Regions from separate parts of the Mus musculus genome. Here region 1 is linked to region 2. A link is a contact called in ENCODE POLR2A ChIA-PET data. All regions are on one chromosome and are shown on one strand. The core of a region is the stretch at or near the end of the contact, and the rest is flanking DNA. Distances in the headings are between cores, read along the strand shown.

Region 1 (3,652 bases), core at 706-3,205, 250 kb after region 2:
GGTTGGAGAGATGGCTCAGCGGTTAAGAGGGCAGACTGCTCTTCCAAAGGTCCTGAGTTCAAATCCCAGCAACCACATGGTGGCTCACAACCATCTGTAACAGGGTCTGATGCACTCTTCTAGTGTGTGTCTGAAGACAGCTACAGTGTATTCATAGTAATAAAATAAATAAATCTTAAAAAAAGAAAAGACTATCACTAATATGTATGAGCCAGATCTGGTGACTCGATAGCAATCACTTTCTTTAGTGGCTGAGACAAGAAGACTGAGTTTGGGGCCAGTCTGGGCTACAGAGAAAGACCTATCTTAAGATCAGTCAATATGGCCCAACTCTGAAAACACTAAAAGAGATGAGGCTACCACTCTGATAGTTTCAACTTCTTTTAAAAACTTTGCTTTTCTACAATAATAAGTTTATATTAAATGGGGTGGCTATGAGGTTCTTATTAGAAACACTGACAGTTCCCATTTCTGCCTTTATATACCAAGAACACACAGGCACTCCAACACACACCAGACATGAGAACAGTAGAAAGCTGGGATGGAAGTACGTGCTTATAATTCCAGCATTGGAGAGGAGGAGGTAAGAGGGTTGGGAACTCACAGGCATCCTTGGGTCCAGGCCAGCCTGAGCTCCATGAGACCGTATCACAAGGGGGTAAAAAGATGGGTTAAAATACTTGCTGACTCAGCAAACTCATCTTGTGTCTATAGAGCTGTTGAAGAGCCTGGAGACTCAAAGTGAGATACCTGTTGGCTATACAGTCTCATATAGATTGATCCTAAAATACTTACTTCCCTTTATTAAAAAGGTCAGCATATACTCAGGGGACTTCTAAACTTTATGATGTAAACTGTTTTATGAAAAGTGGAAAGCAATATAATATTGTAATTCTCTACCTTCTCAATCCATGGGAGCCTCATGTCTAAGAAACAGCGGACATGCCAGGTATGGAGTATACAAGCCTGTAATCTCAGCATTAGAAGGGGTAAAACAGGAGGATTGTGAATTGCAAGCCAATCTGGCTATATCTTGAGACTGTGATTTAAACATGGAAAACGTAGGGCTGGAATACCGTTCAGTGACCTCAGAGCACTTGTGTAAATGAATGGACAAGTTTAAAGAGGAGCAGGGGCTGGAGTGGGCGTGGTGGTGGCTGTGTTTGCAAGAAAACATTATTTTAGAGACAAAAAAAAATGCTTTAGAAATAAGCCTTATCTGGCATTTTAAAACAAAGTAGACTGTCTGGTAGTGCAGGCAGAGACAGGCCGATCTCTGTAGGCTCCAGGCTATATTTCGAGTTCTAGAATACCTAGGGATACATAGTGAAGAGGGGGAGGAGGAGGTAGAGAAAGATAGGCTTAGAACTCCTTTCAGTGACAATCTGTATTGAATTAAAGAAACAGGACCTGTGCTGAGACCCATCCAGGGTTTGCAGGGGCTATCAAGGAGTGAGACATCTTCTCTGTCCACCCAGGAAGTGAGCCGTGAGTTGCAACAAGGTGAGGATTTCACTTCGGGATGGGAAAGGTTCCGAGAGGCACGGGGCTCGATCCTGAGGAGGCTCCCCAGTGGTTCATCCTCTCCCACCAACCCAGGGGCCGGCGAGAGGCGAGCCCAGGACTCCCCTCCGGAGCGGCTCAGATTTCAGCCTCCTCCCACAGCCTGCAGCCGTCCCGCAGCACTTACTGCCTAAAGGGTCCTGGGAGGCAGCAGCTGCTCCCACCCCTGCTGCCCGGCGCCAAGGAAAGCACTTGGAGACTGCCCGCAGCCGTCAGGCTCCCCAGGGCCTCCAGCTCTCGGTGCAGCTGCGCCCGCGGTCCCAGCTGCGCCGTCTCCTCAGCTGGGATCCGCACCAGCAGCATGGGCAGGACCCGCTCCATGGCCCCGGCACAGCCGGGGGAGGCAGCACTTCCGGGCCCTGGCTGGGCAGCCATCTTGGCCTGGGCGGTCCTTCCGGTAGAGGCGCCCGAATGCGTCACGGACCTGCGCAGTGATTCGGACCTTGTGACTCTCACGAGAGAGGCGGTCCTGCGCCCGGCATTTGCTCAGCTTGGGGTGGAGGCGGCTCTAAACGGAATCCTGCAAAAACCACGCCTGCCCCTCCCTGCTCAGCTCAATTCAATAATACGCCAGGGCCTTTCAGCTGCTTGTGCTGTCCTTGCTACCAAAGATTTCTAAGGCAGGTGCTTCTTACTCCATTGAAACCCTGTTGCTGGCTCCTCTTCACTTTTTGTGCTGCTCGGTTAACAGGCATCTGGTAGTGCGCTTTTCTTGGTAGCAAGTACTCTTTTAAAGTCTAGAACTAATAAAGAACCCTCTACCATTTTAAAAAAAAAAAAAAAAAGCAGGGCTTCACAACAGACCCCCTCCCCCCATCCCCGGCTTCGAGAAATCGGCCCCTCTACGGAGTGGTATGGAGTTTTGGAAAGCAACTATCTCCATCAGATGCCTGGGATCCCAGAGTTTGAAAAATCAATCTGACTCATTTCCCCCATCAGGAAGTTTTGAAGAGCAGTTTACCAAAAATAAAATAAAATAAAATAAAATAAATTCTACAAGCCCTTCCTCCTCCTGACTGCAAAAACTAATTTTCAGACCCTTCGAGATGAATTTTCTTGTACCCGTGGGTACCCAGTCTCAGGATTTGGGAGTGTAAACTTCTCAGACCAATAGATCTCCTTTTGAGGTCAAACAATCTATTCTTTGTGGTCCTCCACCAAGGACTCTGTTACAAACATGAAGGTTAACATGGAGATTGAAGTCAAACGATATCCTTTGTAACAGATGGATGCATACAGAGTAGAGATGGTGAAATAGTTCACCTTTCAATTTCTTCTGTTTTTCTCAGGAAAGTACAATCTGATACAGAAGAGAAGAGGTAGAGAGCTATTGAAAAGGCATTTGGTCAAGCTATTTATTTGATAAAGGTTCTCTAGTGGCCTTAGACACCTGATCCTCCTTCACCAGCTTTTCAGGTTCTAGGAATACAGGATTATGCCTCCATGCCTACTTAACAGTGTCTTTCTAACACAGCCACTTCTACAAACTGAACATTTTGACTTAATGGCAACCTGCTAACATGCCTTCCTGGCTCAGTCTAAAGTCTAAAGCCCCTCTCTATTCCAGTCACTCTCAAATCATAGTATTTATGACTAATTAACATTTTATGTCAATTCCTGACCAAACTCTATGTAAGCCTGGAAATAGCAGAGACCTGTGCACCACTGTTATCTTCCTGCCTGAATCCCAGCCTGGCTCATAAAAGGTACTTTAGTATTTCTTGATGAATGCAGGACTTCATTTGACAAAATGCTGCCATGTTCTTCTCTTTCTTTCTTTCTTTCTTTCTTTCTTTCTTTCTTTCTTTCTTTCTTTCTTTCTTTCTTTCTTTCTTTCTTTCTTTCTTTTAAATTTACTTTATTTATGAGTACACTGTAGCTGTCTTCAGACACACCAGAAAAGGGCATGGGATCTCATTAAAGGTGGTTGTGAGCCACCATGTGGTTGCTGGGAATTAAACTCAGGACCTCTGGAAGAGCATTGAGTGCCCTTAACCACTGAGCCATCTCTCCAGTCCCCATGTTATTTTCTTATGTCAAGGAAGATGCTTATATCCAAATCTCTCAGCCTTAGCTGAACTGTTTGGTT
Region 2 (3,758 bases), core at 949-3,448:
AGCTGGGCAGTGGTGGCTCATATCCCATGGAGGACACACGCAGTCAGCATTTTCCACTGTTGGGGCTCATCTTGCTCACCTGGCTTAAAGAACTGGTCTTTGCCTTTATGTGGTTAATCCCTCACTCATAACTGGCTATATGGATGCACTTACACGCTCTTTCAGATTTCTAGATTAGACCTTAATAAGGGGATAGGTTGAGGAGGTAATTGTGTGTGTGTCTGTGTGTCTGTGTGTGTAATCTCCAGAAGGAGAGGAAAAGAGGCTTTCAAGTCTCAGCTCTGCAATCTCTAGCATATAACTCTAGAAAAGTTATGTGGCAACCTATAAATATAAACCTTTAAAGCCCTAATGGTCAAATAGGGCTTTAAAGCCCTTGTTAACAAAAAGTTTGTGCTTGTGTTTTGTAAGAGGTACATCTGTCAGAATCCTGTTTTAAAATACAACGTCCTTGGGAAGAATAACATTTTAGAAAGTTAATACCATTTAATGGATTTTTCAACTACTGACTGAGATAATACATTAGTAGGATAAATGGTTAAGATTTCCAGTTTGGGAGCCTGTGAGAGGGCTCAGTGGGAACGGGTACTTGCCAGGCTGGATAACCCACATGGGAGAAGGAAACCTGCTCTTGCAAGTTGTCTTCTGGCCTCCGCTCATGTGCCATGGCATGCATGCCCCACTCCAATAAGCAAATGTAATAATTACTTTAAATTCCTTTTTGACCTGGCTTCCTTTTGCCAAAGCTGCTTGGTTGATATCTGAGAGTGGAGATGACTTCTCAGAGCTCCTGAAGTCAGAGCTCAACTTTTGAAGACAAGAATTTTGTATGCAGCACACGCTGGCTTCCAGCTTCTGCCTCAACACCCCAAATGCTGTAATTGAAGAGAGTTAATCTTCAACTTTGATGTAAACCAGCTAGTAAATTCTGGTACGTTTATGTCGTTGTTGTTGTTTGTATAGTATAAAAAAGAGAAACATCCTTCTGTGAAGGTATTTTTTTTTTTTTGGAAGCAGATGAACTTTATTTTTGAAATGCACAGGACACATGGAACAATTTTTCACTGTTGTAAAATCTTCATGTCTCAGAACTATAGGCCGGTTTGAATAAACACTTAAGTTTGTGTTCTTGACCCGGAGTCTGAAAAATAACTACAAATCCATCCTCTGGTTACACAGGTGAAAACCAGTAACTTTTTATTGTTTGTTTAAACAACTACACAAGCAGCACGCAGAGGGAACGAGCAGGGGATTCTCTGTAGCACTGAACATGACGCTAAACGTAGAACAACACCTGCTACAAAGCAGAGAGAGGAACAGTATTACGAGTTCTGTTACTTGGCTTTAAGCCCAGTTCAGAAGATACAGGACTCTGACGTTTCCGCACATCTTTGTTTCCGGGCTTTCTCCTGTGTAAAGCGTTGTTGGGATAGGAGGGATGTAAAACTAGGCGTGCAGAAACAACTTGTAAGGGCTGCTATTGCTAATTCGGAATGTGTCAGCCGTCAGTAACGGCGCATTAGCTGCCATTCACCGAGGGCAGCTTCTGGGCTTTCTCCTCAGCTAAGTCGAGGGAAAAGCAGCAGAGCGTTTTAAAATAGGAGCACCGCATTTTGGAATTCTTCCTGTCCGTGACAGCAGTAACCTTGGAAACCAGGCTGCTAACACATCTCAATCGCAGAGCATCCTCAAGCTTAGCTTCTCTTGCTGTATTGTCTGGGCACCGCTATTCTGGGGGCTAATGTCAACTGTTTTTGTTTTTTTCCACCTCGGTGGCACAAACAACACCTAGCATAAAACCTTGCTAGACACCCATCAGGTCCCATCTTACCTAGAGCCTTCCCTACTTGGTGGCAGTCTCAGAATTGGTCCTGACAGAGGACACTCTGCCAAGGGGCCCGCTGATAGCAGGACCTCCCTAAACCTGGCCTCAGGGGACACCACCAGGTAACAGCACCACGCACACCCACCCAGGTACGCCGCGCGACCCCGACCCCGCGCCCCAGCCTCCAGAGAACCCTCGCGAGACAAGACCGCAAGGGGACGAGAAGAAGCCCACTATCTCGCGAGAAGAGGGGGCGTCGGCGGAAACGAGCTAATGCCCCCCTGGGCGCCCCGGCCCCAGCCGGTGGGCGTGGACCGAGGAAACCCGCCCCCTTCCGGCTCGCGTCCCCGCCCCCAGCCTTGAGGCATCGGGTCGCGAGTACCAGCGCCGGCTTCTCCCGCTTCCCTGCGGCGGGAGCCCGCTGGCCTTCGACTCTCGGAGGGGGCGCGGCGGGGGCGCAGAGGGGGCGGGGAGGACCCGCGACGCCCCGCCCCCCTCCGCGCTCTGGCGGCTCGGCCCGTCCCTTGGGGTCCGGGTCCCGAGGCCGCTGAGACAGCAGGCCGGCGCTGCCCGCAGGTGTCGGCGGCAGCGGCGGAGCCACCGGCCTCATGGTGGGTTTCGGGGCCAACCGGCGGGCCGGCCGCCTGCCGTCCTTCGTGCTGGTGGTGCTACTGGTAGTCATCGTCGTCCTTGCCTTCAACTACTGGAGCATCTCCTCCCGCCACGTTCTGCTTCAGGAGGAGGTGGCCGAGCTGCAGGGCCAGGTCCAGCGCACCGAGGTGGCCCGCGGGCGCTTGGAGAAGCGCAATTCGGACCTCTTGCTCTTGGTGGACACGCATAAGAAGCAGATCGACCAGAAGGAGGCCGATTACGGTCGCCTCAGCAGCCGGCTGCAGGCCAAGGAAGGCCTGGGGAAGAGATGCGAGGATGACAAGGTAAGGTCGAGCCCTTTCCTCGGCCCTCCTAGACTTTTTCTTTTCACTTCTGGGTGGGGTATTAATATTCGCCCGCCGGCGATTGCTGTATGCCGTCAGCGTGGTAGCCCTGGAAGCTCCCCAGACCCCCAGCAACCCTGTTTGTTGTCAGACTTTCCCGGTGTCAGCGCCACATTCTCTGTTCGCTTGCAGAGACTGTAAGTTCTGGTTCTCTAGAGTGGCCTATGTGTGGATACCACCTTTCCTCCAAGCTCAGCTGCTGAGCTGGCAGTGGTTATCATCTGGCCTGTGTGGCCGCCTTCGTTCCCGGCACACAGGCTGCCAGGTATATGTATGGGCATTGTCTCATCCACCTCCTGTGCAGACTGATCAATATTAATTTATTTCAGAATGCGGCCTTCTTCCCTTCTGGTGCTCAACATGTATTTGTCAACAGTATGGCTTTTTAGAAATCTCTATAAATTGATGTATTTTGCTAAGTAGATTTTTAAAAAATGAATTTTGTGTTGAAAGTGTTGTTATAGATGAGTCAGGAACCCGTATATGAGCCACACTTGTGACTTGAGTGCGGTTAATCCATTATCTTCTCAATTTGAATTGTTAATGAAATTAGCCGAAATGGTAGAATCTAAAAATAAGTTCTTAGGAACAGAATCTTATGTCTGTCGTTATAATTCTTGAAAGAAAATAAAATTGTGTGTGCTTAAATAGCTCTTAGGGCTGCTGCTTAATGCAGATAGAAAATACAAAATTTTAAATTTAAAAATCTTAAGTCTGGACTATGATCATGTCCTACTTAATAGGATCTGTTTTCACTATTTTATTGACAGTTTATAACTTAGGCAACTTCAGTTGGTATATCAGAATTCTGAAGACTTCTAGATAGGTACTATAGTAGATGACTTCTTTTCTACACTCTTAAATCTTTTAAGATTAAATTTCTTCTTTCTTTATCTAGTGTGTGTGTGCATGTGCATACACATGTGTGGAGATCCGAG

What was found. ChIA-PET counts read pairs that join two places held with the same protein, here RNA polymerase II (POLR2A).
Region 1: POLR2A ChIA-PET joins it to region 2 with 14 read pairs in embryonic stem cell. The contact joins the promoter of Spg11 here to the promoter of Golm2 in region 2. POLR2A ChIA-PET finds 5 or more read pairs at or near these places in 3 of 5 experiments (Patski and embryonic stem cell).

What each region holds. Positions count from the first base shown.
Region 1 is chr2:122,116,431-122,120,082 of GRCm38, forward strand. It overlaps Spg11 (SPG11, spatacsin vesicle trafficking associated), which reads right to left and starts at 1,956. Exons shown (of 40, transcript NM_145531.2): 1 at 1,691-1,956. The coding sequence starts at 1,938.
Region 2 is chr2:121,864,772-121,868,529 of GRCm38, forward strand. Golm2 (golgi membrane protein 2) reads left to right here and starts at 2,199. Exons shown (of 10, transcript NM_001205369.1): 1 at 2,199-2,760. The coding sequence starts at 2,434.